Linked DNA regions of Mus musculus: region 2 is linked to region 1. A link is a loop called in an ENCODE intact Hi-C map of the cell type or tissue named here. Cell type or tissue: gastrocnemius. All regions are shown on one strand. Each heading gives the region's core, and the rest is flanking DNA. Links, peaks and the distances in the headings are about the cores only.

Region 1 (10,321 bases), core at 1,310-9,309:
GCTTCCGCCGGCGGTCCTTGATCAAGTTCACCTTCTTGCTCATCATCATGTGATACAGCTTCTCCCCCTTCTCCGCAATCATGACGTACGCGTCACGCTCCATGCCCAGCTTCAGGCCTGCGTGGGGATATGATTGCCATGGGGGACACAGGAGGCAGTCGGGGGTTCTGGCATTCACGCCCCCCTGCCTTGACCCCTGCATAGCCACGGAGCACTTCCTGACCCCTGCTCAACGCCACACACACCTGTCAGGGACTGCTCAGAAAGTCTGGGTGAGGACCCATGGAGGTTAAGTCCCAGGTAACTGGTGGTACCTTAATTCAGAACTAAGCTCCGAAGCCTAGCTCTACCCACAGTGCACACACACAGCTCTGCCCCCCATGCCATATGCACTGGTCCCTACCCCATCTAGACAACAACAGCAACAGCAATTAAGTGCTTCCCAGCTCCGGACACACGTCCCATGCTCCTGAGAAAAGAGACACAATCACTCCCATTTTACAAACAAGAAGCTGGGGCCCAGGGAACACATGCTGTCTGCATAGAAGACGTGGTACCGAAATTTTGACCCAAGATGTTTTGCTCCGGATTCCAACCTGAAACTCTGACCACAGACCACAGCGTGAGCCCAGCCCTGTGTGCCCTGCCCTGGTTGAACTTTAGACAGCACTCACTTCTAAGGACACGGCCTCCTTGGACCACACACACCTCTTAATGACATAGACCCTGTGCTAACCACAGCTCAAGATTCTAACCACAAAAGTACAGCTCAGCCCCACCCAGTCAGGCCAACTCCCTGCCCCTACCCCAGGACCAACCCTGCCCCAGGCCTGAGAAGTTTCAGAGGTTCAGCCCTTACCCATCCAAAGGCCAAAGCCAGGAGCCTATCTGGCCTTCCAGCATTTTAATACATTCTGGCTCATATTTAAGTGCTACTACCTAAAGGCCCCACTTTCTCCAGAAAACCAGCAGAGGCACTATGTTTGGAACAGTGACTTGGGAAGTATGGGGCAGGGAGACAGGCGGTTGGCCTGGACCGTGTTAAAGGGCAGGCCTGCAGGACCATGATGACCTCCTGAACAGAGAGCGGCAATGAGGGGTTCAGGGGTGGCACCAAGGATGTGCTTCAGCACTGGCTGGTGGAGAGCCTGAGACACAGGCTCAGAGGGTGATGGAACCATGTGAGGTCTGTGATGCATAGACCAGCTGGGATTTCAGGTCAGCAGGATATACTAGGGGGGAGTCTGAGACCCAGTCTGTTCTGTGTCAAACCAGGAGTGACTGTGGGGTAGAAACATGTTGAGTTTGCAAGGATGGCTATATCCACGGCCTTGGGGGACAGAGTCACAATATCTGCAGTAAGAGAATGAGTCCACCTTGGCTCAGGTTCCCAGCCTGGGGCGGGGGGGTGGGGGTGGGGTGGGGTGGGGCTCAGGGCACAGACACAGCTCACAGCCCATCCAACCCTGCACTGTCTTTCCGTGAACCACCTTGGTAACTGTGTCCTAAGGGGCTCTCCACTGTGCCCAATGGGTACCCCAAGGACCATTCCCCAGACTCCCATTCAGGGAGAGCAAACAAAAGCTCGAGCAAGCACCTGAGCAGCAGGGGGAAAGAACAAGCTGTTTCTGCATGCTCTGTGTGAGTGACCAGGAAGTCACCTGGGGACTGTGGTACAACTGACTGCTAATACCAGGTCCCAGCATAGTCACAGGGGTCCCCACCCAACAAAACACTCTTCTGCAAGGGACCTCGATTCCTACATACACAGTCCTCCCCTTGGAAGAGGAGCTCCCCCCTCCCCCCACTCCCCACCCCCCCCACCCCCCGCAGCAGCCCAGGCCGGTCTAGGCACCCACTCTCTCGCTGCTCCCGCTCTCGGATCAGGGCATCCAGCCACTTCTGTTTCTCCTCCGCCGTCTTGGCCATACACACGAACCACTTGTTTTTGGCGGTGTTGTGGATCTTCCAGCCATTGGTGACAGTGTAGCCATTGCTGTGGTAATCGGCTGGTAGGGGCATGAGGCAAACACGGATCAGTACACAGACAGGTATGCAACGCTCAGTAACCCACGGATTGATGGCCACCACGAGGGCCAGGCTTAGGGAGCTAGACAAGTGCTCTCTCCTGCCTTTCCCCCAACAAGTGCTCCCCCCTGGCTTCTCTCTCATAGGCAAAGAAGACCTGCACAGACCCCTTCTGACAGCATAGTGATACAGGTGTCCTGAGCATAGAGGTGGGAGATTCATGCCCAGAGCTCAGGAAAGAAGCCCTCACTAAAAGCATGATGTCACACAGTTCCTAGGAATATGGGATCCTGCCAGACCCTGAACCTAAGGAGGGGCCTACAGGTGTGTCATGGCCTAAAGCCACATGAGAACCTTTCCCAGACAGGCTCACAGAACATCTGCTGAGATGTCGCTTCTCTGGTCCCAGTAGTGAATGGCGGAAACTACCCTATGCTTGGTGCTTGCCTGTGGATAGTTCATGCCCTGCATGCGATCCAGTTACAGGAAACAGGATCTACTCACGACTACGTGAGACATGGATGCATCCCAGAGCCAGTACCCTGAGCCTGAGAGCCAGGTATAACACGTAAGACCATATAACTACATGTATACAAAAGCATATACATACCGCCATATGCCTCTAAAGCCACTTTAATACACATAAGTTTAAAAACCAAGACATTTAAAGAAAAATATCTGGTAAGGGAAGCTAAGGATGTAATGGCTTATTTTTAGTCAGTGTCACACTGTATATGGCCCTAGCTGGCCTGGAACTCACTATATAAACCAGACTGGTCTCAAACTCACAGAAACCAAGCTGCCTCTGCCTCAAGTGCTGGGGATTAAAGGTGTGCACCACCATACCAAACGTGGTAAAAAATATTTTTAAGCAGGACAAAAAAAAAAAAAAAAAAAAGGGACCGCATTACAAAGCACAGACAGTATAGGGCTAGAGAGGAGGCTCAGCAGTTAAAAGCACTGACTGCCCTTCCAAAGGACTGGGTTTCAATTCCCAGCTCCCACATGGCAGCTCACAACCATCTATAACTCCAGTTCCAGGGGATCCAATGCCCTCCTCTGGCCTCCATGGGCACTGCACACATGGTGCACATAGACATAAAGGCAGGCAAAACATCCATCCACATAAAAGAAGAATAAAATGGGGGGGAGGGGAATCAATGTACACAGTTGTCACTTGTGGGGCGGTAGGGCCAGGATGCTGAGTTCTCAGCCCCAGGACTGTACTTTGCTAAGTTCCAATGCTCTTCTTCAGTTTAGTTACATTCAACAATACATGAGACACGCATGACAGAGAGCACCAGGGCAGGCAGGGAGGGGCTTAGTGGAGAGGGGCAGGGCCCACCTGTCCCATCCTCCACATTCTCCACTTCCATGACCTCAGTGTTGATCCGACCCCTAAAGATGTACAGGGAGCCGTTGATGGACTTGGTCCTTTTGGTAGATTTCTTGCTCCCAGTGACCCTGAAAGGCAACAGTAAGTCAGTCTCCCCTACAAAGGACAGCGTCACAGTGGGGAGTGCCCGGGGCAGAGGGGAGCTCTGGGTTAGGGTGAAGCACATGGGGTGTCTGCTGCTGGGCAGGCGACTTGGGTGAGTCTCTGCTGGTCATCGTTTCTCATCTGGAAATAGGCTAATAGCTCTGTTGACCTCACAGATCAATTTTTCAGTAAATGGGGATCTCGTGGAAGACCAACAGGAAGAACAGAAACCCAGTCTGCTGGGCTGGCAAGCAGGCAAGTGGGGGGGGCTGGGGGTGGGTGGAGACTGATTTCCAACAGATGGTACCTCACAAACTGAAACCAGAATAGGAGAAGGCAATCGTCCATCCACCCACTCATCTATTCATCTATCCATCTACCTACATCCATTAATCCACTTACCATCCATCCACATACCATCTACTTACCATCCATATATCCACCATCCATATAACCATCACACATGAGAGCACACACACACACACTCATACACACACATGCTCTCTCACGCACACACACACACACACACACACCATTTATCCTTAATCCATCATCCATTGACGACTCACCCACCCACCCACCATCTCCAACCATCTCCTGATACTATCTATAACCTACCCACCCATCCAAACACCATTCCTCTACCCATCCACCCACAAACACATTCATCTACCTTCCCATTTCATTAACCACCTATCCATATACTAACCCCCCATTCATCTATCTACCCATCTATGTTATCCATCCATTCACCTATCTGTCGCCCACCTACCCCTACTCACGCTTTCACTTGGGGGAACCCTGTTGCCCACTCATTCAGTTACAGCCTGAATGTGGTACCCTTCACATCTATCTGCCGATTTCTAAACTGTGATGTTAAGAGTTAGGAGGTATACAGCCTTGAGAGGAAAGGTGAATAGACAGTAGAGGTTGGTGGCATCTCATGAATGGGATTAGTGTCTTTTATAAAAAGACCTCAACCCCTTCCACCATGCCAGGACACAAGGGAAAGCCTTGCTGGGCACTGGTCTGGAGTCTTATACCCTTAGCTTCTCACGTTGCAGAACTTGAAGAAATGTGTCCTTTAAGATGCCCAGTTAATGTAATTTTGTTACGGTCACCCAAACAAATTAAAATATCAAACAAAAAACATCTGGCCATGGCTTCCTATGGACAGGGTAACAAGTGAGGGGCCACATATTCAGAGCCCATAAGTGACTGGCAGGTGCCAGGCACCCTGCTCAGTGCTGGTCCGCAGGGAAACACAGAAAGTCTTGGGCAACTAACTTGTCTTCTGTTGGTAGAGGCAGCATAGAGCACAGAAAGAGACACCAGTCAGAGCAAGGGCCCTCTGTGCCTCCTTGATCCAATGGGTGGGTGTTCTTTACCCATGGCTGGCTAGGGCTGTGGCCAGACCGCTCTTCTCTACCTGAGACAAACTCACTGCAACTGAGGAGATAAAAGTCTGGGACAGAAGTGTGGACCAGAAGATAGGACGAGCTCAGATGCATGTGAGCTGCATGCAAAACATCCAAGGAAAATGGAACAGGAGGGCTGGTGAGATGGCTCAGTGGGTAAGAGCACCCGACTGCTCTTCCGAAGGTCTGGAGTTCAAATCCCAGCATCCACATGGTGGCTCACAACCATCCGTAACAAGATCTGACTCCCTCTTCTGGAGTGTCTGAAGACAGCTACAGTGTACTTACATATAATAAATAAACAAATCTTTAAAAAAAAAAAAAAGAAATGGAACAGGAATGGTGGTCTCAGCCTCACTCATGAGCCTTCACCACCCCAGCCACTTCACAGTGGCGCCCAACATGTCTTGTTCACTCTGTAAAGCGCGCCCTCCAGGACAGCAGTGCTTCAGCCCCCACATTACAGATACAAAAACAGCATCCGCCCAGAGTCACACAGCAGCAGGAGGGCCCGGTGCTAACTCTGGCCTCTCAGAACATAGCGGGCAGCAACAGGGTAGGAGACTTAGCTCTTCCAGGCCTCAGTTTCCCCTACTGTAACTGAGAAGATTGACTTTTAGAACACCCCTTTCCTCCTTTGGTGGCCAAAGGGAGGCCTTGGCCTCTTAAATCAACAAGAATACGCTGTGCTACTGTTCATGGAGACTGCTCCACCCACATCCCAGACAGGGACCAGGAGAGCCAGCAGCTGCCTAGCCACATCAGGTACTTCCTGTGGCCACTCCAGTCAGTCAGGCACCATCCACCAGCAGCTGACCCTGCCCACAGGGCACTCAGCCTTCTGGCTGCTAAGCCAGAGGCAGGACCCTGGCCTCATGCCTGGCCCTCTCAGGAGACTAGTGTGTCCTTTCCCTCAGGACAGCTCCCTGTGTCACTCAGGAGGGAGTGGCCTTCAGAGAGTATAGCCTGGCCACAGGAAGGCTAGAGACAGTCCCCACAGAAGCCAAGATGGTGGAAGATACTGTTATTCCTCCCAGGGCAGGTGACACAGAGAAAGAGGGGCCTGGCAAGGAAGCCAGGGGCTGGGCATGCTTAGCTGGCAGCTGGGAGCTGTCCACAGAGTTGTAAAGGGACATTCTGTTTCCCAAACCCTCATAAGCTCTGGGAAAAGTGTCTGCCTCTAGCAGCCAGGGCGGGGAAGGGCTAGGGAGTAACATTTCATAAGCACTCTTAGGATTGTCAGAGGAGGCCTCTAGGGGTGGCCCCAGCAGGACAGAACACACAAGACAGCAATGGGGATGTGTACAGAGCAAGCAAGAGAACATCTGGAAAAGAGGCAGACTGAACATGTCTACACTGGGAGATGACCTGAAGGGAGACTGAGGCCTGTGGCAAGAAGGATCAACCCCCAGAACAGAGAGGAGAGACAGTAGGAGGGGCTCTGTGCCCCAGGGCTGCCCACAGGAAGCACCAAGAACCCAGGAGTGCCATGGCCCCAGCAGCCAGCCCCAACTTCACACACCAGGCACTTACTACCCTCACCTTCACAATGACCCTGGGAGGTACAGTCAGTAGCGTCTCCTGTTTGACAAGCAAGGAAACTGAGGCACGGGCAGGAGGAGCTATGGAGCTTGAGAAGTGGCCAAATTCTGAACCAAACACAGAGGACTGATGTGGCTCTGGTTGCAGAAGGGGAAACTGAGCCTGCGCAGAACGTGTGGAATGGCCACCCATCCCTTGCAGCCTGCTTTCTCACACAGCCTTAGAGCCGGGAACAGACAAGGAAAGTGAACGTGAGGCTCTACGACAACAGTCCTGAAGGCCACGATGCTGTGCGTGCACAGCCTTGGCCAGATCAAGGCATGGAGGAGCCTCTGGGAGGTTACTATTTCACTCTCAGAACAGCCGCCCTCTGCCCATTACCCCTCTCCCCATCCATGGTGCATCTGGAGAACCAGCCAATGACCTTGGCAGCCACCAACCCAATGCTGCCCAGCTGACCACTATCCACCAAGCCTTGACCTTCCCATACCCTCCCTATTAGCAGACCCACCCAGCCATCTGCCCAGCCACCAACACACCTGATACTCAGGCCCCCACTCCATCATCTACCAAACAAGCCTACGGTCGCCTCCATAGCCTGTCTTTCTCTCAACAGCCATACTTGCCCCCAACCCACCAACCCACGCCTCTAGTCAACTCTAGCTGACCACCTCCTAACCTCTAACCATCCCTGCACCCCCCCTCTCTTCTCATTCCCTTTCCATCTCCAGCCTCTCGACACCCTCGTCTACTCCCCGCATCCGAGGCTCAACAAACTCCCCATCATTGCTTCACCCTTTCCCACCTCCCTTGTCTATCCCTCCCACCTTCACTCACACATCACCAGGCTCAAAAGGTCACTCACCCACTCCCTCACCTCCCCCTCCATCCCTCCTTTATTCAATCATCCCCCCCCACTCCACTCCTTCATCCCCAGGCTCAACGATTCCTCATCACCCGCTTCCTCCCTCCTCCTCCATGTCCACATCGTCACATTCTTCTCTCTCCCTTCCATACCCACTATCCATTCACCATCCAAGCCTCTAGCGATCTCTCCATCCCCCTTCCCACCGCCCCACGCCCCACTTGACACTTCCAACCACACACAAGCGTGCCTGCCACCTGTCCCTCACTCCTGGTCCCCACAGAGGGCAAGCGGCTCAGGGAGAGATGCGAAGATGCTGCCCAGCTGGTCTTTTCTCCGCCTGTCCAGTGGGGAGAGCCTTCTCCCCTCCCACTCTGCACCCCGGGGACCTTCGGATCTCAGGATGCTGGTGAACTTCCACAGCCGTCTAGAGCTGCCCTGTATGATGCAGTGTTCCCGGGGCACAAGGAGACCGTGACTGGGACCCACGGACGCGTCATGCTAATATGTGAACCACTTCAAAGGCTGAACATTAAAACATATACGGCAAAAATACCCCCTTGCTGCTTTTCAGAACTTGACTTAGAGTATCTCCATGAATACTCAGAAGAAAAAACAAAGCCCAGAGAGGGACACTGGCAAGCCTGAGGTGACACCTGAAGAAATGGGCATTTAGCATTGTCTATTTCTATCACCATGGTAACCATGGGGGGGAGGGGGCAGCAGCTCACCTAGACTTCCGCTTGCAGTAGACAAGCAGGTTGTCAAAGAGGAAGAAGGCTCTCTCTTGGATGTTGCCCGCAGAGATCTTCAGCAGGTTGCCCTGAAGGAGGAGCTCGGTGCAGATGTCTGTGAGGTTGGAGCCCTGGGGAGGCAATGAAGGGCAGCAATGAGCAGCCAGGGACACACCCATCTTAAGCCTCTTCCCTCACTGCAGAGGGAAAACACCCCGGCAAAAGTAACTCAAGGGAGAAGGGTTTGCTTCAGCCCCACAGTTCGATGTACAGTCCTTCACGGCTGGATGGTCAGAGCGGGAGCTTGAAGCAGCTGCCTGGATCACATTCACAATCAGGAAGCAGAGAGTCATGGACGCCCCCTGCTGCTCAGCTCGCTCTGCATCTGCACAGTCCAGGATCCCAGCCAGGTGATGGTACCCCCACATCTCAAATGGATCTTTCCACATCAATGGATCTAAGACAGCCCTTAGAGGCATGCCCAGACACTAAATAATCACTCACCAATATACCTGGAGGCTAGGAGACATTGTACCTGTCTCCAAGGTGATTCTAGACCCTGTCAGCCTGACAACACTAACCATCAAGCACCTTTCCCTCCACACCCCTACATCCCTATCAGCCTCCACACTCAAAGCTCTCAGCAGACAAGAAGCCAAGGCAATGGGATGGAGGGCTGTGTGGGCCAGTGCCATCAGTGGACTGCATGTCCTTTTACAGGAGACACTCAGAGGTACAGGGAGCTGATACACCAACTCACGTGGCTGACAACAGGCCCTAGGGGGCTGCATCCAGCCCTTTAGGGGACTGGGTTTTGTCTAGGTGTCCTGCGGTCTGTCTTTCCCTGTGATCTATTTGCAATCTGGCTTGTTGAGCCTTCCCCACAAGATAAGCACTTCGGTAAGGACTGGAGATTTCTAGCACCTAACGACCTTCCCCGGGATGCAGGAGGGACTTGACAGATGCCATGTAGGAATGTTAGGGCAGGATTCTGGGAGCACTTGATCCAGTGAAGGCTGGATCCATCCATCACCAAGCTCTGTGGGATGAGTGTCACACAGGCTAATACAGCAGGTGTGCTGAGCAGCAATGATAAGATTGGGGCCAAGGACCAGGAGAAGTGTTAAGGACAAGCACAGACAGGGACTAGGAAAGTCCTGCTAGCAGGAGTCCTCAGAGCCAACACGTAGTGGGTCTGTGTGGAGTCCTGGGTAGGCTGGGCCAGGTCATATAGATTCCGAGAGCTGAGGAGAGGGAATTGAGTGGAATCCTGGCAAACTCAGAAACCCTCATTCAGGTAGCCCAGATCCTTGCTCCCCTTGGTTCATCTTGGGGAATGAGTTTCACAGGCATTGGCTGCCTGACCAATGACCTACATTCCCCAGCTTCTTTGGCGCCAAGCATGGTCCAAAGGACCAAGTCACACCAAGGAGCCGGTGGTATGTCACTATCTTGAAATAGGTCTCTAGCCCCTCTCCCCGCTCCTTTATCTCTTTCCAGAGATGCAAGATAGCCATCGGGGGTTAAGGAAGGGCGCTGGTGACAGACATGTCCAAGGCACAGGAAGGAAAGAGCCCTGTTGGTGCAAAGTCACCCACCCAGCCTGGCTGGTCACACATCCTGGTCTATACTGCATTGTGAGCTCCTCGGAGTCACCCCCTCAGCCCCATGGCAACCAGGATGTGCCAGAGTGTGTCTAGAGACTGCAAGGAGCTGAGGACAGAGGCCTGTGACACAGTTGGAAGGCAGACCATGTGGCACTTGCTTTGGGTAAAGCCACAAGTGGCCCCTACAGTCAAAGGAGCCAGATGCCAGGTTGGCTGCCTTACCAGCCACCTTGCCTGATGAACACACCACCCTACCTACTCAGGCCAGTTAACAGAAGCTGGAGGGAGGAAGCTAGAAGCTCGGGAAGCTGGATGGAAAGGGGGAGGGCTGTACTGCTAAAGCCACAGAAAGCCAGGCCCTCCTGTGGCAGCCCGTCTCACAAGGGGGAACCTTATCTCTCCCACCATCCACTTGATCGAGGCCAAACCTCAATGCCCCTTCCAAAGTCCATCTGCAAGGGACTCTGGGAGCTAGAGGGCTCCCCTTGGGAAGATGGCCAGTGAGGGAGAGTTCAGGGGACATGTCACCCCCTAGTCTCTGAACAAAGCCCCAGTCTTCTCTGCAGCTGGACCTTCCATGGGGGGGGGGGCGCCAGTACAAGAAAGGAATATTAAATCCAGGAACACCCAGGTCCCGGTAGGGTTGG
Region 2 (10,321 bases), core at 766-8,765, 77 kb after region 1:
GTCAGTGTGGGAATGCAATGTGAGCAAAGGTTACCAAAGGACACCGTCAGCCACAGACTGCCACAGCGAGGAAAACCTGAGGGAACTGTTGTCCCTCCTCCCTCCACTGGACCTTCAGAACTCCCATCCTCCTGTACTGGGGGAGGGCAGTAGCAAGGACCCTGCTCCCACAGGACTTTCTACAGACATGGGATTTGCAGCCATCTCCGCTCAGCCCCACAGAGAGAAGCGGGGTGGCTCTAGGCTCTCTCCCAACCCTAGTGCATGGCTCAGACACCAAACCAAGACAGTGAGCAGCTAGCTGGGCTAGCAGAGGCTGCAGACACTATCTGCCAGGAGTCACAGAGACCCTTCCCACCACCTTCCAGAGTTACCAAAGACCTGACTCACAGTGCAGAATGGGAAGGTGTCTCGGCAGGAGTGCCATGGTGGCCGGCAGGCAGCTATGCATCCTGATAAAGTGCTATGACAAAAACAGGCCAGGGGCTTCCAAGTCCTCTCAGCTTCAGGCCCTCCCTCCCTCTCAAAGTACTTAGTAAGTGACATCTGTCAGCATCCCATGTACTGCTAAGAGCATGGTGGGGCAGGCCTTTAAATCTAGCGCTCTTACAGGCAGAGGCAGGTAGTTCTCTGTGAGTCAAGGCTAGCCTGATCTACAGAAGGAGTCCTAGGCCAACCAAAGCTAAATTGCATGACCTTGTCTCAAACAAACAAAAAGGGCCAGTCTTGCAGACCAGACCCTTCTCTGTGGGGCCATCAGAAGTTTGTCTGATGCATGCGTACTCAGACGTGGGACGAACTTGTATGCATCTACACAATCACGCGTGTTGTCTCGGTTTGCTTTCTATTGCCGTGACAAAACCATGACCAGAAGTAAAGTGAGGAAGAGATTATTTTGCTTACACTTCCCCATCAGAATCCATCACTGAGGGAAGTCAGGGCAGGAACCTGGAGGCAAGAACAGAGCAGAAGCCACGGAGGGGTGCTGCTTACTGCCTTGCTCCCCGTGGCTTGCTCAGCCTGCTTTCTTAGAGAACCCAGGACCACCAGGAAGGCACCATCTACAGTGAGCTTGGCCTTCCCATATCTATCGTTAATCTAGAAAATGTCCCACAGAGCAATCTTTTGTAGGTATTTTCTCAATTGAGAGTCCCTAACTCTCTTTTTTAGGTTGTTTGGTTGTTTGGTTGGTTGTTTTTTGAGAGAGGGTTTCTCTGCGTAGCCCTGGCTGTCCTGAAACTCTGTAGACCAGGCTAGCCTTCTCTCAAGCGATTGTAGCTTGGGTCAGGCTAACAGAAAACTGGCCAGAAGGAGAAGCTGATTATCATTGCTCTTCCTCAACTGCTCCACTTCATCCACCGAGGCAAGTGCTCTCTGGTCCCAGAGCCCACTGACGGGAGCCTAGCTCGCCCACTGGTCCCAAGATCCTGTCTCTGTATGGCAGCTGCCACTGTACCTGTCTGGGTTTTTTGTGGGTTCTGGGGATCTGGATTCTGGATTTCATGCTTGCTTGGCATGCACTTTACCTGCTAAGCCACCTCCTCAGCCCCAGATACCTCCCAGCACCCCTATGCTGGGTATCCAATGGAAGTAGTATCATTCCTTCCTAGTCCTGACAGCCCAGTGCCACTGCATTTCTGTAGGTCCCCTGGCCGGCAAAACAGGTCTCCCTCAAGAACCACGATTGTGCATCCATCACCATGGTTACCAAGGCCCATCAGTGAGTGGTTTATGGAACCGAGGCTATATTCTGGGTGTTCTGTAAAGGACCCCTCTCTTTTTTCCTGGTTTAACCTTGCTTATCCTGTTTATTTTCAACTCATGGCTGGGCCTGTGTTATCCTTAGTAACACCTATCATTACTGAGTCGCCTGCCACACACCCAGCAGCATACTATACAGCTGCTACAACCTGCCTTGATTCGGGTGGGACAAGGATCAGAGGAGGGGAGAGCTACTGGGGTTCCCACTTTATGAATATAAAGCTAAGGCTCAAAGTGAGAAATGGGGGTTGAAGAGATGGCTTGGTCAGCAATTACCATGACAACCCAAAAGATAGAAGATTGATAGATGAGTACACAGATGACAGATACATAGAAAGATAGATGACAGATACACAGATGCATAGACAGACAGACAAATAGGCAGGCAGGCAGACACACAGATGTACCTTGCTTCCAAGTCACATAGCCGGGTATGAGGAGAAAGATAAAACCAAGTTTCCATACTTTGAGCCTTCAGTCTGGAAAGTTCTCTGACAAGGGATCACGGACCTCAAGACCCACTCTGAACCAAGCCACCGGCTCTATCTGCAATGCCAAGGTCAAGGTGTACTGCACAAAGGTTCCATAAAAACGGAGTGAAGTGACAGGAGCGAGGAGGGCCACACATGTGCAGGTCTCAGGACATTCAGAGCCTGTGAGGACCCAATGGACCAACTCCTATCAACACACGGGCAGGATGGTCAGGGAAGGGACCTCCCTAGGCAGCAACATCCCAGCAGAGTGGGGCCAAAAACAGAGCTGCGCTGTGTTGGGATCTGTCAGGGCCAGCAGTACAAAGGGCCACACTGGGTACAGGGAAGGGATGAGAGAGAGCAATGGAAAACACCAGGCAGAGGCGGCCACAGGGTGAGGACAACCTTGATCCCCGCATACAACAATTATAATGCAATTGTCTTCTCTGTCCCTGACCCCACAAGACTAGGGGCTCACAGAGGGCCCAGGGGGCGTCCTGCACACTACCTACCAACACATGTGTACCAAACAGCAGTGCAGAAAATCCCAGCCTGCCTCATTTCAAAGAAGAGCCTGGTATGCACAGACTACAGTATGTATGATACAGCTTGAGTTATTATTAATGTATTCTGCATTCATTTGCAAATCTGTTAATTATAACTAAGGCAGCAATGCACCAAAATATACAAAGTATCTCTCCCCATTCTCTGCCTGAGGCCCCCTGTGGTGGGCAGCCTGGTGCCCTGCAGTAGTTTTCTCTGTGATGAGGGTGTTCTTTTCTAAGAGCTGTCCTTGAGCTCACATGCCTGGTGCCCCAGCTCCAGTTCCTGAATGACCCGCCCGTGCCACCACAGACAGTAAGTTAGATCTCAAGTGTCCCTCCACCCCCACCCCCACCCCCACCCCCACCCCCAAAGCCTGGGTCACCATCCTGGATGCTACCCAGAAGTGGCAGAACCGTTAGGAGGCATGGCCTGCGGAAAGGAAGCCAGCTCTCTGGAGAGATACTACTTCATGGATATTGGGGACGCAGCCCTGAGGTGAGCGGGTCTCATGGACCTGTTCCCACAGCCGTGGCGTACTGCCTTATCACAGGTGACTGGACCAACCCCAAGTCCGAGACCTCAAATACCATGAACTGACGTTCTCGGATGCTTTGTCACCACAACAGAAAGCCAACTGACATGCCCACCCAAAGAGCCTTTTAGTGCTTTTTTTTTTCCCCTTTTCCTTCTTCCTCTTCTATTTAAGATAGAATCCAATGTAGCCCAGGCTGGACTCAAATATGCTATGTAGATGAGGACGACTTTGAAAGCCTGCCTGATCCTCCTGCCTTTGCCTCCTTTGCCAGGATTACATTAAGCCCAGCTTCTGTGCTATTATTGTTTAGTAGTAGTAGTAGTAGTAGTAGTAGTAGTAGTAGTAGTAGTAGTAGTAGTTGTTGTTGTTGTTGTTGTTTTCCCCCTAAACACTGGGATTGCCTTTCTCACTTACTCTAGCTGCCTTCCTATCCACAGAGAGGTCAGAGGTCAAGAACATTCTTTGCAAAGCACGCTTGATGGTCTAACAAGCTATTTGCTAATGCCCACCTCTGCGGTTTACCTGTTGGTTATCATTTTACTGTGTCATTAGAAATGCAGCTGGAAAAAAATCTCCACAGCTTTACATCTTTCATATGCACTGTGTGTGCGCATGTGTGTGTGCACATGTATATGTGAGTGTGTGTGTGTGTGTGTGTGTGTGTGTGTGTGTGTGTGAGTGTGTGAGTGTGTACGTGTGTGCACCAATAAGTGCGCATGCAGAAGACAGATCAGGGCCTCTGGTATCTTCCCTCACTCTCCTCCACCTCGGTGCTCTGAGGCAGGGTCTCTCCTGAACCAGACACTCACCATTTCAGCTAGGCAGGCTGGCCAGCAAGCTCTTGGAATGTGCCTCCCTCTGGCCCCACCTCTAACCCTGTGTAGCTTCTCACATGAGTATAGGGGATTCAAACTCAGGGCCTCCCACTTTCAAAGCAAGCGCTCTTACCCATTGAGCATCTCCCCTGCGCACCCACGGGCTTTTTTTCTTCCCCCTTGAGAGATTCCCAAGGGAACTGAGCCAAGGGTGTTAAAGTCACCGCCAAGCTATTTTAACACTCTGCCGCTCTGCCTGTCCCCTGCCTGTCCCCTGCAGCCATGCCAGCCTGGTTTCACAGCTGCTGTGCACACTGTGGTATAAAGGACAGAAGGTTGACGTTGACACGCGCCTTCTCAGCAGAATGGCAGCCCCGCATCGTTCTCAGCCCACAAGATCTGCGGAGTCTGGAGCATACTGGCTGGGTACTGGGACACAGGCTTGCAAACCTGAGTCTGTTCATTTGAGGCCAGCCTGGGCTACCCCGAAAGACTCTCTCACGAAATAAAGGGATGGGGCACTGCAAGGAGGGGGTAGTTCAGTGGGTGAGCACTTCTCTAGACTGTTCAAAGACTTAGGACCTATCTTCTCCTCCTAGGGCAAGGGGACAAAAAAGCATTCTGGCCCAGATGAAAGTGAGAGTAGGTAGGGGAAACGCTACCCCATTACAGGAACGGGCATGGGATGGGGACACCTTAGCCCAGCCCCTCCCTCCCTGGCAAGCTGACTCCAGAGCCTACACTATCCCCCCTGTGGAATGATTTCACACCCGGGACCGGACAAAGATGCCTTTGTCACTTGCTGCGGGAGCCAGCGCTGCCGGAACATTCTGGGTTCTGTTCATTCAGATCTCCCTGTGTGGGGAGGGGAGGGCACAGCAGAACAGGATGCTTCCCACTGGGGCTGACCTCAGGCCCAGACGCCTCAGCAGACCTGGAGCGGGCTCCAAGCCCCTGCTGGTTTTGCTGGTTCGCTCCACAAACACTAGCTGTGAGCTCAGGCTGGGCCCAGCACTGGAAGCCTGGCTCCACACTTCATCCTCTGACCCAAGAATTCCCACCATTTGCAGATGCAAACACACAGCTGGTGTGAGCCTGGACAGGTTACAAACAAAACCTTTCTCTTACAACGAAGTGACTGGAGAACACCTTCCCACTTAGTTCCTGGGAAGGCCACTGTGCTCGAAGCACAGCACTTCAGACCTGTAACCACCGGTGCTCTTAGGAGATCGGTGGAAAGAGCTAGAACAGCAGGGGAAGAGGCAGTGTGACTGTGGTTTTTAAAGCAAGCAGGCGGGTGGCGAGAAGGCAAAGGAGAGGCAAGGGAAGAAGCCCCAGCTGAGAGAAGAAACAGTCCACCCAGCATCCAGCATCCGTCCCTTTATGGTCCCAATGCTCTGGGGTCTTCTTTCTAGGAACCACCCCTCCCCCCCACCTCCAATGGGTGCAGGGAAGTCCCGCCCCGAGTCTCAGTGAAGGATCAGACATGGGCACAGGGCCTGTGATAGCAAATCGGAGCCCACCCAGGACATGATGGACTCTCTTGTAACCCAGGCCTCTCTGTTCCTGGTTTTTGTTGCTGCTGCTGCTGCTGTTTATATGTTTGTTTGTTGCTTGCTTGTTTGTATGAGACAGGTTCTATGTAGCCCTGGCTATCCTGGAACTCACTATGTATACCAGGCTAGCCACTACGCCCTGTTTTTAATATTTTTAACTGTATTTAGAGAGTGTGTGTGGGTGAGTGTGTGTATACATGTGTGCACACACTTGCAGCAATCAGTTCTCTCCTCCCAACACATAGGTCCAAGAAATCAACTCAAGTCATCAGGCTTGGTAGTGATCACCCTTACCTGCTTAGCCATCTTGCTAGCTGCCAGTTCTTGTTCTTACTGGAGGCTGTTGGGGTGGGTTTTTCTGTCACTTGTCACAAAGAATCCTGACAGACAGACAGCTCTTGCTGGTGACTACTGTTTCAAAAACACAGACTAGGGCGAGCCAAGGACAACGGCTCTAGATGTAAGGGCAGGAAGACCTGACAGCACCTGAGCGGTTCATCACACTGTGGGGGAAACCCCTTGCTTCTTCACTGTAGGGACCTCCCAAAGGGACATGGAGCAGTCTGTAGGACAGATGGACGTGAGAGCATCCTGTACCACAGCTGACACTGCAAAAGAGACTGCCCACAGGCTACAGGAAATAGAGGCTGGGCCACAGAATCAGCCCCTCTGGAGACAACCTTCTCCCTCTTCTCCACACAGAGACAGAGAAGGACCACCCAAGAGCTGGCTGGCACCTCCACTTCAAATGCCCATGCCCCAGTAGGAACAGAGGAGACCAAAGGATGGTCCTTCAAAATAACTCCTCTCTCCTGTAAGGAACATGCATTCCTTATGTGTCTGACAAAAAGACAAAAACAAGTTGGAAGAAATATTCCTTTATCCTCTTAACTATTCAATTATAAAACAAAACCAGAGATAGTGCACTGACAACCAAAATTCAAGTAGTCAGGGCTGCCTGCAGGAACCTCAGCTGGATATGCAAGCCATAAAAATAGATTTTCATGCAAGAAATAATTTTTTAATCAAAAGGTTTTTTCCTTTTTGGGGTTTTTTAGAAAGGGTTTTTCCATGTAGCCCTGGCTTTCCTGGAACTCACTGTACAGACAAGGCTGGTCTCGAACCCAGAGATCAGCCTGCCTCTGCCTCCCAAGTGTTGGGACTAAAGGCCTGTACCACCACTGCCAGGCTCAAAAAATTCTTTCTCAATGTTGACAACTAATAAGAAAAATCTAAAATACTGTGCAGGCCAACAGAACCCACTTAGGGGCCTGATCTGGCCTGAAGAGCCCCAATTTGTAGCCTGTGTTCTAACCATGAAGGATGGGGAAGGTGCTCTAACTTGATCACAGCTCCCCAATCACACTGAGACCTGACCCACAGTGTCAACCCAACTGTGACTTCCTACAAGAAACACACAGCCCACCCTCTCCTGTCATGGACACTGAAATAAAAGACACTGTTCCCAGGCACACAGTTGATCCACTGCATCCAGAGAGGGCTCAATCCCAGTCTCCTTCTCCATTTCCTTGGTGCTCAAAGGCCCTTGTCAGTAGGGTTAAAGCTGACTGTCACCATGTGATGTCACCATATGGAAACGTGAGCTCCAGTGCCATCTCAGCAACCAACTGGTAACCCTGGGTCACTGTGGTGATTTCAATAAGAATGGCCTCCAGACTCATGTATTTGACTACTCCTTCTTGGAGTGGGTGTGGCCTTTTGGGGGTGGGTGTGGCTTTTATCAGAGTGGGTGTTGCCTTCTTGGAGTGGGTGTGGCCTTGTTCAAGGAAGTATATCACTATGGGGGCAGGCTTTGAGGTTTCTATCCTCAAGCTATGCCCAGTATGCTGCACAGTCTCCTTAAGCTGCCTTTGGATCCAGATGGAGAGCTCTTGACTCCTCCTCCAGCACCATGTCTGCCAGCACGCTGCCATGCTCCCCCAACATGATGATAATGGACTGAACCTCTGAAACTGTAAGCCAGCCCCAATTAAATGCTTCCCTTTGTAAGAGTTGCCATGGTCATAGTGTCTCTTCGCAGCAATGAAATCCCAAGGCAGACACTGGGCAGCTCTGTGCCTCGGTTTCCCTTCCTGGAAAAATGAGATCATGGATAATGTGCTGTCTCTGCCTTGGCTGGCCCTGACCTCGTTCTAAGATTCTAGTGTTCTGGTGCCAATGTGTTTTATGCCAGAGTGTCCTAACGAAGGGGCAAAGCACTGGCATGGGCTGGGGAGGTGGCCCAGTTGGTAACAAGCTTGCCTTGCATACACTGGGGCCTGAGATTAATCCCCAAAAGCTATGCTTTAAAAGCTAAATATGGGACTAGGCAGTGAGTGGTAGCACAGACCACTAAGCCCAGCACTCAGGAAGCAGAGGCTGGCAGATTCTGAGTCAGAGGCCAGCCTGGTCTACAGAGTGAGTTCCAGGACAGCCAGAGCTACATAGAAAGGCCCTGTCTCAAACAAACAAACAAACAAACAAACAAACACATATGCAAACATACATACCTATCTGGGTGTGGTGGGTAGGTGGATAGATGGATGGACAGGTAAGTAAGCAGACAGACAGATAGACAGACAGATACCTAGGTGTGGTGGCCAAGTTTGTACCATGAGCCAAAGAGGAGAATCCCTAGAGCTTACTGGATGGATAGTCAGCCTAGCCTACCTGGCAAGTTCCAGGTCGGGGAGATACTCTGTAAAAAAAAAAAAAAAAAAAAAGTAGAAAATACCTGAGATGTCCTCTGGCCTATGCATACACACATGTGCACAGACATACACGCATGCATACACACTCAAACAAAGATACACATAGCTTCTAACTCTGAATAACTGAAAGGTACCCATACCCCCAATATAAGAGTAATGGCTGAATAAACAATAGAAACTTGATTAGCATGGTATCATATACCAGCATAATTAAGTGTTTTATTAGCAGTCTGGTCTTATTGCTATGATAATTTATAGCTCATATTCAGAATGCTCATTATGTGCCAGACACTGTCCTAAGAGACTTGCAGAACCTCCCTGGTCTGCCCCACCCCATCCGTCCAAGACATCATTAGAACCCGGTACAGCAGCAACCAACACTGGTCACACAGTCTGTAAATGGCCAGGATCTGAACTGGACTGTGAGGATCCAGAGTCCTCTGTCCTTCACTAGGTGACACCAACGGCCCTGGGGACAAAGAGTGCTTCATAGCAACACACAGGATTTTGCCTAGGACAGAAGAGGCAAGATACACCAACATGTACAGATGATTGGACATAGGAAGGGGAAGAAGAGAGCAAGCAAAGGTGCCGGGGTCCTGGCTATGGGAACATGGTGACCTCCTACCCATATTCATTCATCAAACACTCTATCTACTACAGGCCTGCCAATCTTGAGTACAGTAATAAGTGCAGGATGCCCATTCAAGTCCTGCTTCAGATCTGGCACTCAGCTACATGCTGCTGTCCCCAACTCTCTAAAGTAGGGCTCAAGGGCAGAAGTGTGAGGACCTAGGTCTCATCCCAGCATTGCAAAGAAAAACCTCACCAAAGGGAGAGAAAGAAACAACATCCCGGATGGTGGACGGGGATGCAGTGGGGAGGTGTCTTAGCATCGTCTGAACTACTCACAAAAGCAACTTTGAGGAGAAGGGGTTTATGTGACTTACATTCCAGGTCACACTCTATCACTTAGAGAGGTCAACAGCAGGAAGTTGAATGCAGGCCTGCTTGCTATTCCATTGCCTCTAACCAGGGAGCTCACTTCACAGCCAAAGAAGCAGAATAGGAACTGCTCTGGGGTTTTCCAGGCAACTTATCCTGCAGTGACCTCCGACTGAATCCTGAAGTGCTCAGAGAACACGCTGGGGACTCTCAACCCTTTGCACTGGCTTGAAACTTGTATTCTGACCCTGCAAAGGCTCTGACTGATTGACCAACCCTCCCAGGTGTATCCGAAAAGAACGTATGTCCCACCATGCTGGGAAGTCATGAGGGTGAAGTGGCATTCTGGGCTACTGTAGCCTTCCTAGAAGGATGTGGTCACCAGTGAGGATGGAGATGTGTCCTTCAGTTTTCACCATGTACATTTTGTTCTGTGGGATGTGACAGTTCTGTGATGACCCTTCTATCATGGTGGGACACATCTCTGACCCCTTCTCTGCTCCTTGTTTGGAAGCCTGTCTGTCTGTTCCCATGGGCTGCTAGCTGGCTGGCAGACAGGTTTATCCTCAGTTACCTTTCCTACCCAGCTCAGAAACACCTGCCTAGGGCATGGTGCTGCCCACAGTGGGCTATGCCCCCCTATATCAACTAACAATCAACATAACGCCCACAGACACATCCATAGGTCAATCTAGTCTAGGCAATTCCTCAATTGAGAAATCTACTCTAGGTTGTATCAAGCTGCCATTAAAGCTACCAGAACAGAGGAAATAGGCAAAAAGGACATTTGGGGAACTCAAGGAAATGGGGGAATTTGGGGTACTAACTGCAGAGTGGACAGTTCAGTATCAAGATTAAATTTCCTGACTTTGTGTACCAAGCTGCGGTTACCTGGGAATAATAATTCCTGTTTGTGGGGCTCCGGCTTATATATTTTGAGTCCACAGTCACTCGCAAATGGACCCAAGCAATAATGAGG

What was found. Peaks named below come from ENCODE experiments on the same cell type or tissue, not always from the same donor. Only the 100,000 strongest peaks of a DNase experiment are listed, where the experiment ranks them.
Region 2: a loop joins it to region 1, with 1.9 times the contacts of the local background. A loop is called at or near these places in 2 of 42 quality-filtered maps.

The regions. Positions count from the first base shown.
Region 1 is chr2:166,609,769-166,620,089 of GRCm38, forward strand. It overlaps Prex1 (phosphatidylinositol-3,4,5-trisphosphate-dependent Rac exchange factor 1), which reads right to left. Exons shown (of 40, transcript NM_177782.3): 7 at 8,065-8,198; 8 at 3,374-3,492; 9 at 1,860-2,009; 10 at 1-117. Among named protein-coding and RNA genes, the nearest start is that of Gm29679, 50 kb to the left of the region's middle. In gastrocnemius, for the core only: no CTCF peak of the experiment used is centred there; DNase peaks (open chromatin) are centred at 5,796 and 8,423; H3K27ac peaks cover 3,654 bases.
Region 2 is chr2:166,687,369-166,697,689 of GRCm38, forward strand. All of the region lies in intron 1 of Prex1 (phosphatidylinositol-3,4,5-trisphosphate-dependent Rac exchange factor 1), which reads right to left. Among named protein-coding and RNA genes, the nearest start is that of Gm50596, 10 kb to the right of the region's middle. In gastrocnemius, for the core only: no CTCF peak of the experiment used is centred there; DNase peaks (open chromatin) are centred at 4,400 and 5,001; H3K4me3 peaks cover 707 bases; H3K27ac peaks cover 1,114 bases.